Linked DNA regions of Homo sapiens: region 2 is linked to region 1. Evidence: chromatin loops called from intact Hi-C (ENCODE). Cell type or tissue: ovary. All regions are shown on one strand.

Region 1 (5,000 bases):
CAATAGGGTGGAAAAGTGAGCAGAGAGGACATCAGGTCTGGCATTTGATGATGTGGTAATCTTACCATCCATTCCTTAAGATTTGTTACGCCAGATTTGAAGTAAACAATACAACCAAAAACTATTTATCACGGAAGGAAATGATAATAGTCATTAACATTACAGCTAATATTTTTTGAGCACATAATGTATGCCAAGCACTATTCCAGGTCCTTCACAATGTTATTTCATTTCCCATTCCCACGAGAACCCGATAAGTTAACTGGCCTGGAAGGTGGAATTGGCAGAGACTTCACAGAGGAGTCAGGTCTTGAGATGACCTTGGAGAAAGGAAGGATTCCAAAGGTTGTATACAACAAAGGACAGGTTGTCTTTATAGAGAAAATGTGAGCAAATGAATGCATATAAATGTATTTTCATAAAAGGTGAAGAAACTGAAACAGGGAAAGGTTAATAATTTAACTAAAGTCCAGGATTCAAATTGAGCAGGACTAACTCTGAGATTTGAATCTTTAATCTTATGGCTTGAGTCTAGGTTGTAGGACCCCAGAATCTATGTCTGTTAATCCCTGTTTTACAGTGCTCTCCAAGTTGAAAAACTCAGAGTTTTACAAATGTTAATATAATGAGTGCCTTTTATGTAAAACATATGTTAACCACCACAAGGAACTTTGCCCTCAAGTAACTTTTCTCTTACCAAGGGAAGCTGAATACCCAACTAAGATGCACTTCTTCATTTTTGCATTTTCATTGAATTCACCGAAAGAAAACAGAAAGGGAATAGCATTCATTGAATACCTAAGGTGGATATGAATTAATGCTTCATATACATAATTGTTTAAAATGGCCTGAAATATAATTTACCAATTTAAAGTGTTTAATTCAACACCTTTCAGTATTTTTACAGAGTTGTGCAATCATCCCCATGATCTGATTTTGGAAAATTTCATCAGCTCCCCCAAAAATCCATACTCATAAGCAGTTGCTGTCCATTCTACCACTCTGTCCATCCCCTGTCAAAGAGAACCATTAATCTTTCTGTATCTGTAGATTTGTTTATTCTTGACATTTCATATGTAAAATCAGGAAATATGTGGTCTTTTGTGACTGGCTTTTTCCACCTGGAAGAGCATAATGTTTTCTAGATTCATCCCTGTTGTAGCAGATAGCAGTTTTTTATTTTCTTTTTAAATTGCTGAATAATATTCCATAGTATGGATATATGGCCACTTGTGTTGGAGTGACATCTGGGTTCCACAAGCAGGATGCTGGGCTGGGGCAGCCACCACTGGCCTTCTCAACTTGTCTGTCCTTGTGTGGAACCTCTGCCCTATGAATGAGCAGAGATAAGGGTGGGCTAGGCCTAAGATTAAAGGCCTATAAGCTTAGGTAGAGCTTCCACCCCGTGAGTTGGGGCAGGGTAGAGGAAGAGGCCTCCAGACTTCTCAGCTGTTTTTGTCTAGTATTAAAACCTCTGCAATACAGATGGTGGATAGTGAGGTGGGGAGATGCTGCAGTTCTCAACTGGGAGCTGGGAGAAGACAGAGCCCTGTGTTCTTGGTTCTACCTACCTGGAGTGGAGCTTCATCATGCAGAGCTGGGTGTGGTGAGGAAGAGACTTTTGCTGCCACAGTCTCTTGCTGTTTGGTAGGTTGAAGGTGTGTTTTCTTTTTCTTCCCACTAGTTACGACTGTTTTGCTGGGAGAGGGTCTCAGAGCTCCCCATACCATCATTATAGAAGTCATCTAGCTATGCATTTAATCTTTACAATTTTTAAGCCTATTTTCTCTGTTAATCATTAGAACAACCTAAGAGTAAGGTAGTAAACATCAGAGCCAGGGTTTGAATCAGACATTTGAATAGTATCTTATTGTGGTACATGCTTAGTAACATGTCCTCAATAAATTAATGAACCAAAAATATCAAGCAATACAATTTAGGAACGAATAAGCTTCCAGATGATGGATAGTAATAATAAAGGCTACTGTGGTTGGGTTGAGAGAGACATCATGAAGCGTTATTTTTGCTATGATGGGAAAAATGTAATTTCTCACGAACTGCTGAATTCTTTGTACCTAAACTATCGGTCTTTATGACCAAAATACACTGTACAGCCAGTTCATCAATTCTGCCATAGTAGTGGTGCTTAATTCATTGTGAGAGATTATGCATTTGGTGACTTCACATACAGAGCAAAACCCCTGGAGGGGAAGTGGCTACTTAATGTTAACACTGCTGGAATTCTGGCACCTTGGGGCATGTTTGGGAAAGCCGCAGGGAGTTTTATTTGCCCAGTGCCCAGTGGGATTGCTGGAAGTAATTGAAGATGATAAACACATGGAGGAAGGTAGAGAAAAAGAGCAATTTCTAAACATATCAAGTAATGTCCTAATGAGCAGAGAGCTTACCTTGGAATGATAAAAGGTTTAAATGGTCAGGCTCAGTTCAGGAAAACAGGCTGATGATTTAGGATGTTCTACTGTGGTATAACGTATATTATCTTTTAGCCCAATACCTGGGAATAATATGTCCCAATTTTAGAAAAATGAGAGAATGAGCGTGAGAGAGAGAAAGTGAGACCGAGAGCAAGAGCAAGAGAGAGAGAGAGATCGATAAATGAAATGGAGGTTTGTAGGCCTAGGGATATTGTAAGCTTTCTTTGCCTTTATTGTGGTGTTATGTATGGAAATGGGAAGATTGACAAGAAGTCCTATGAAAAATTAGTGAAGTTAGCCTGACAAGGGCCAATTCCCAAAGCTTTGTCTTGTTGAGCTCATGTTAGGAGATATGAAATCAAAAGCAGAAAACGGTAGGTGGGAGGTATTCTAGAGGCCCACTTAGAACTGGAAGGAATGATGTTAACATGGTGGGTCCTTGTAATTATGCAGTTTTGCAGGCTGTGGAGCAGTAGCTCAGACAGGGGTTCAACTTCCCAAGGAGAATATACTGCCAGTTGGTGAAAAGGAGAAGAGATAATGGGCAATGAAGAGAAGCTTCAAAGGTGTGAATGGAGAGGTAATCCCAGCAATGATAAAGGAAATCATTGGTGCCTGAAAAAGTGTGCAAGTGATCCCAGAACCACACCAACAAGGAAGGTACCTGGACAGCTGGCATTTTTAGGCTACTTCTGGTGCAGGCTCCCAGCCCAAGACTCTTGTTATCATCGCTCCACTCATTAACGATATGTCAAGCATAAGGCAGGTCGAATGTACATGTCTCTAATGGTAATTTCTCTTTTGCAAAATGACTAAAATTGGGAAACTTTTTTTAAAAAGGAAAAAATATACACCCTAATTTCTGTGCTTTTGTTTATGCCTCCTTCTATCCTTTCTTTTGCAAGAACTCTCTGGCTCATGCCCATTAATACCTGATGCCAGATACTAGGGTCCATGATTGTAATTTCATCCTGCCTGTTTCCTTCCAGAGCAGTTAATCTTTCTCTTTGAGCTATAATAACTGTGGTGCTGTAGTCTCAGAGCAGTGAAACCTAGTTAGACCTGGGCATGAAAATACTGCCTGCATTGAATTGAAACCTTGAAAAGTAGCCATAGTCCTTTCAGCTTCATTCATCTTGCAAAGCAAGTAGCAAAGTCTGCCAGATGGAAATAGTTTAATTTGGTAGATGGAAACATTTTTAAGACTTGTGGACTATATTACAAATGTTACTAGTTGAAGTCTCTTGCACAACTTAGAATTGTTTTCTCCTGTGCTGTATCATTTAGAAAGCCCAAAAGATTACTTTAAAAAACGGAGTGAAACAGAAAATCTGCCCCAGACAACTCTTGCAAAGTTTGCTGATATTATTTAGACATCAAACACTTTGTTATCAACTCTACTGGCTTAAAAGCTTTTCAAGTATTTTTTTCTGCCCTCAGCGTATCTTTAAATGACAGGCATAGATGTTTGCCTTCATTTCTTAGCATCCTCACCCTAGGCATTCATTGTCTAAGCACTGGAGTTTCGGTCATCACATGAATGCGTACGAAATACGCAGCCAAGTCCACTGTCCTTTGCCACCTCTAGCTCTCATGGGTCATTGGATAATTGGATATTTGAAAAGCACCTTGAAATAAGGGCTATAAATAATTCTTTTCTCCATTTTTAGAAAGCTCCATGGAAAGAAGGGTCATTGGAAAAATCCTTGGATCACCCTGCATGAAAGACTGGTGTTTATTTGCCTTGAAGTAATTCAGAGAGAAGGGAATATGGTGCAATGGAAGCAGGTCCTGAAGGAAAGGAGAATGGAGATCTAGTATTGGTTCTGCTACTAATTAGCTGTGTAAGCTCAGGAAATTCCCTTCACCTCAGGAGCCTGGATATGTAGAACAAGAAAGTTGAACTTGATAATCTCTAAGATGCTTTTTGAATATTCTGCAAACACTTTACTCCTATGCAACCTTCTTAAGTCTTCTTGGGCTCTAAATAATGTGTCCTAATTTGTCATTAGGTAAGTGGCTCCTCTGATTCTGTAGAGAACTCCAGAAGTGTATTTGAGCACTGGAACACTCAAGTTATCCATAATAGAAGAGAAGTAAGTCTGGTATGCCAAGATAGGAGGAAGAAAGAATAATTGGTTCTCAGGAAGTGACTGGCATAATCATCATACACAATTTAAGATACAAACTCATGGTCTGCTCTTGGATACGAAACAATCCTCTCCTACAAAGCCTACTGATAATAGAAGACTAGAAGAGGAAAATGTTCATGTCTGGGGAAAAGCAGTAATTAAGGCAATGGGCTCTGAAGTCTGACAGATCTGAGTGTGGGACTCAAAGTTACCAGTTTCTTGCCGAGTTAAGAAAACTCGGGAAGTTTTCTTAACCTCTCTGATCTTCACTTGCTTATAAGAGGGGTTATATTAGAAATTATATGCATGATTTTTCTAATACAATTATCAAAAAATGATATAAAGTATGCTTATCATAATGTCTGACAAATAGTGCATAATATGTACTAGCCATTATTCTTATAATTAATGATAGTCACTAGATGATAAAACT
Region 2 (5,000 bases), 100 kb before region 1:
AAATCAAAGTGGATTAGAAACTTACACACAAGACCCAAAACATAAAATTATAGACAGAAACATTAGAGGAAATGCTCCCAGGTCATCTAGGCAAAGATTTTATGTCTAAGGCTTCACAAATATAGTCAGAAAAGACAAAAATATCCTAATGGGACTATATTAAGCTAAAAAGCTTCTACACAGCAAAGGAAATAAGCAACAGACTGAAGACACAATCTGTAAAATGACAGAAAATATTTACAAATTATCCATCTGACAAGTCACTGACATAAGGAACTCAACTCCACAGCAAAATTCGGCAATGCACATGTACTCCTCAATTTAAAATAAAAGTTACATAAAAAAAAGTCGACAAAGGATATGAATAATTTTCTTTTAAAAGAATACATACAAATGACCAAGAGTTATGTGAAAAAATATGCTCGCTATTACTAATCATCAGTGAAATGCAAATCAAAGCCACAATGAGATATCATCTCACCTCAGTTACAACGAGTATTATCAAAAAACCAAAAAATAACAAATGTTGGCCAGGATACAGAGAAAAGGAACTAAACAGTATGGAGGTTTCTCAAAAAACTAAAAATGGGACTGCCATACAAGCCAGCAACCCTACTCCTGGATATTTATGCAAAGGAAAGGAAAATAAAATTTTATTTTCTCTTTTTCTTCCACATTTTCATTTTCTACCAAATCAAAGAAATTACATTTACCTTGTATGTTCTGTATCTTCCTGCTTTTCTGCCATTCTTCATACTATTCCTTCAACCTGGAGTGCCCTTTCCCTCCTTTCTGTATAAACTCTTATCTTTCCAAATCTGACTCAAAGGGCAACTTCCTTAAAGCATTTTTCCTGATCTACTCCTGCTTTCCCACTTGCCAAAAGGAATTAATTTGTCCTTCCCTTATGCCTCCTCTGCTCTGTGCTATTAGTGCCAAGCAGATTTGCTAATAGCAAAGGTTATTATTAAGTCTACCGCCAGAAAGGCGTATCCATGTACTTATGCCCACTGCATCCTGGGCTACTGTTTAAGTCCACCAGTCACTGATTACCAGTTTGTCTAAGTCCAGTGAGACAGAAGATACTCACACACAGATTATGTAAAGCAAGTTAATTACTTATAGGTCAGCAGCAAGAGACAAAAAAAAAAAAAAACCACCTCAGATCCATTGTGAGCCAGTCTCCCAAGACTCAAGAAAGCTGCCATGGTGGATGGCATCTCGACTGCATATGCTGGACTTTGCACCACAGCTGAGGCATCCTGAAAGCCATCCTGCCTTGGTTATATACCTCAGAGGCCACATGACACAGTGGGCAAAGCTTTGAAGGACATCCTGTTGCAGATGAGAGAGGAGCAAAGTCTGAGCTGTCCCTGGCACTTACTCCCTAACTCAAGATGTTACCTTCTCTGGGAGGGACAGGAACAATGTCCAGGCTGTTTGAGGCAGTTCCTTCCCGATTTCAGGATATAATATTCCCAGCACATTCTATGGTTATTCTTGAGAACTATGAGCAAGAAAGGGGGAGATCTAGGTTGGTACAAGACCACCTGGAGAACTGTCCTGCAGATCTTTCCTCTATTAGGGGTTTTAAATTCATTGAAAGTATGACATTGGCTGATTTTTATTTATGTTCTATTTCTCAATATTCTTGGTATGATGATTTGAACATTAATAGTTTTTTCAAAATTACTTCAAAGAGGATGGATATGAAATCACCATTATAACCTACTAATTACATAGTTACCTTGAATACCTGAAAACCATAAGAGGATACTTGGGAATATTTTTTTTTATTGTGGTAAACAAACATGTAAAATAAAATTTACCCTGTTAACCATTTTTAAGTGTACAAGTGAGAACTCCTTTTTTTTCTTTTTGAGACAGAGTTTCGCTCTTGTTGCCCAGACTGGAGTGCAATGGCATGATCTCATCTAACCGCAACCTCTGCCTCCTGGGTTCAAGTGATTCTCCTGCCTCAGCCTCCTGAGAAGGTGGGATTACAGGTGCCCACCACCATGCTCAGCTAATTTTGTCTTTTTAGTAGAGATGGGGTTTCTCCATGTTGGTCAGCCTGGTCTCGAACTCCCAACTCAGGTGGTCCACCCACCTCAGCCTCCCAAAGTGCTGGGATTACAGGTGTGAGCCACCACACCCAGCCAAGTGTACAAGTCAGAACTCTTAAGTATATTCACAGTGTTGTGCAATTGAGCTCTATAACCTTTTCATCCTGTAACACTGAAACTCTTTATCCACTAAACTGCAGGTCCCCTCCTACCTCCCCCAGTCCTTAGCAACCAACTTTCTATTTTCTGTTTCTATGATTTTGACTAATTAAGGTATTTCATATGTGTGGAATTATACAGAATTTGTCATTTTGTGACTGGCTTATTTTGCTTAGTGTAATGACCTCGAGGTTCTTCCATGTTGTAGTATGTAACAGAATTTCCTTTTTTAAGGCTGCATATTTCATTGTGTATATATACCACTTTTTCTATATTCGTTCATCTGTCCGTGGACATTTCAGTTGTTTCCACCTTGTGTTTATTATGAATAATTCTGTGATGAACATGGATGTGCAAATATCTCTTCCAGGTCCTTCTCTGAATACTTTTAAATGTACGTACAGAAGTGAGATTGCTGGATTACATGGTAATTCTATTTTTAATTCTTTCGAGGAACCCTCACACTGTTTTCCACAATGGCTATATCATTTTACAATCTCAGCAACAGAGCATAAGGCTCCCAATATCTCCACTTTCTTGCCAACACTTGTTATTTTGTGTTCAACAGTGTCCAGCCTAATGACTGTGAGGCTATATCTCATTGCGGTTTTGATTTGTATTTCTTCTATTAGTAGTGATGTCAAACGCATTTTCATATGTTTCTTGGCCATTTGTATATCTCGTTTGAAGAATTGTCTATTCAAGTCCTTTGTACATTTAAAAATTGTTTGTTTTTCTTCTTGTTGCTTTGAAAAAGTTCACTATATATTCTATAAATGTTGACTTGTAACAATTTTTATATGTATATTAACCGCTTATTAGATAAACAATTTGCAAGTATTTTCTCCCCTTCTGTAGGTTGCCTTTTCACTCTGTTGACTGTTTTTTTTTGATGCATGGAAGTTTTTCTGTTTGATGTAGTCCTGTTTTTCTGTTTTTTCTTTTGTTGCATGTACTTTGGGTGTCATATTCAAGAAATTATTGCCAAATTCAAATGTCCTGATTCTTTCCCCCTAGGTTTTCTTCTAGGAGTTTTATAGTTTTTGGTCTTACCTTCAGGTCTTTAATCCATTTTGAGTTAATTTTTGTATATGGTATAAGGTAGAGGTCCAGCTTTATTCTTTTGCTTGTGGATATCTGGTTTTCCCAACACCTCTCACAACATTTTGAAGAGAGTGGTGTTTCCCCTTTGTGCAGCTTTGGCGTCCTTGTTGAAAATCATTTGGCCGTCTACGCAAGAGTTTATTTCTGGGCTCCCTATTCTGTTCCATTATTATATATATCTATGTCAGTACCTACTGTTTTGATTGCTGTTGCTTGCAGTGTGTTTTGAAATAAAAAAGTGTGAAGCTTCCAACTTCATTCTTCTTTCTTAGTTGTTTTGGCTATTTGAGATCCTATCAAAATTTGTATGAATTTTAGATTTTTTTTCTATTTTTGCAAAAATGCCATTGGGTTTGATGAGGATATATTGAATCTATAGATCATTTTAGGTAGTATGGACATTTAAAAAGTACTGTCTTCCAATTGGAGAGCATGGGATATCTTTCCATTTACTTCTGTCTTCTTTGATTTCTTTTAGCAATGTTTTGTGATGTTCAGTGTACAAGTTTTTCACTTCTCAGGTCAAATTTATTCCTAAGATTTGTATTCTTGATGCTATAATAAATAAAATTGTTTTCCTAATTTCCTTTTTCAATTGATTACTGTTTGTGTATGGAAATGCAACTGATTTTTATGGATTTATTTTCTATCCTGAGATTTTGATGAAATTATTTATTAGTTGTGACAGTTTGTGTATGTGTGTATATGTGTAATCTTTGGGGGTTTCTAAATGCAGTTAGCCCTCTGTATTGTGGGTTTTGCATACATGAATTCAACCAAACACAGATTGAACCCTGTGGATACGAAGGGCCAACTGTACGATGCTATTTTACATAAGCTGCTTACATAAGCACCTATGGATTTTGGTATCCATGGGGGATCCTAAAACCAATTCCTCATGGATACAGAGAGTCAACTGTATAAGATCATGTTATCTGAAAACAGGGATAATTTTACTTCTTTCCTAATTTGAATTCCTTTTATTTATTTTTCTTGCCTAATTGCTCTAGCTAAAACTTCTAGTACTATGTTGAATAGAAGTGATGAGAAATGGGCATCCTTTTCTTGTTCCTGATGTCAGACGAAAAGTTTTCAGTTTTTCACCATTGAGTATGATTTTAGCTGTGGGCTTTCCATACACATCTTTTATTGTGTTGAGGTAGTTTCCTTTTATTCCTAGTTTGGTGAGTGTTTTTATCGGGAAAGCTTGTTGAATTTTGCCAAATGCTTTTTCTGCATCAGTCGAGATGATTATCTATTTTTTGTCCTTCATTTTGTTAATGTGATGTGTTAATTCATTTTACTGTGTTGAACCATCTTTGTATTTTAGGTGTAAATTTCACTTGATTTTGGTGTATCATCCTTTTAATATGCTGTTTATGCAGCATATTAAAAGTATTTTGTTGAGAATTTTTATATCAGTATTTTAATAGTTCGTTGAGAATTTTTGTATCAATATACATCAGGGATATTGGTCTGTAATTTTCTTTTCATATACTGTCTTTGTCTGGTCTTGGTATCAGAGTAATAATGCTGGCTTCCTAGAATAAGTTTGGAAGTGTTTCCTCCTCTTCAATTCTTTGGAAGAGTTTGATGAGGATTGATGTTAATTCTTCTTTAAATGTGTGGTGGAATTTTTTAGTAAAGCCATCTTGGCCTTTTTATTATTAT

The links. A loop is a pair of places that touch in the nucleus more often than their neighbours do. Peaks named below come from ENCODE experiments on the same cell type or tissue, not always from the same donor. Only the 100,000 strongest peaks of a DNase experiment are listed, where the experiment ranks them.
Region 2: a loop joins it to region 1, with 10 times the contacts of the local background. A loop is called at or near these places in 1 of 110 quality-filtered maps.

Annotation. Positions count from the first base shown.
Region 1 is chr2:153,140,027-153,145,026 of GRCh38, forward strand. It overlaps a transcript of GALNT13 not described here. Among named protein-coding and RNA genes, the nearest start is that of RPRM, 340 kb to the right of the region's middle. In ovary, no CTCF peak of the experiment used is centred here; no DNase peak of the experiment used is centred here; H3K27ac peaks cover 828 bases.
Region 2 is chr2:153,035,031-153,040,030 of GRCh38, forward strand. LOC105373691 (a long non-coding RNA gene) reads left to right here. Exons shown (of 4, transcript XR_007087268.1): 4 at 1-3,613. Among named protein-coding and RNA genes, the nearest start is that of ARL6IP6, 320 kb to the left of the region's middle. In ovary, no CTCF peak of the experiment used is centred here; no DNase peak of the experiment used is centred here.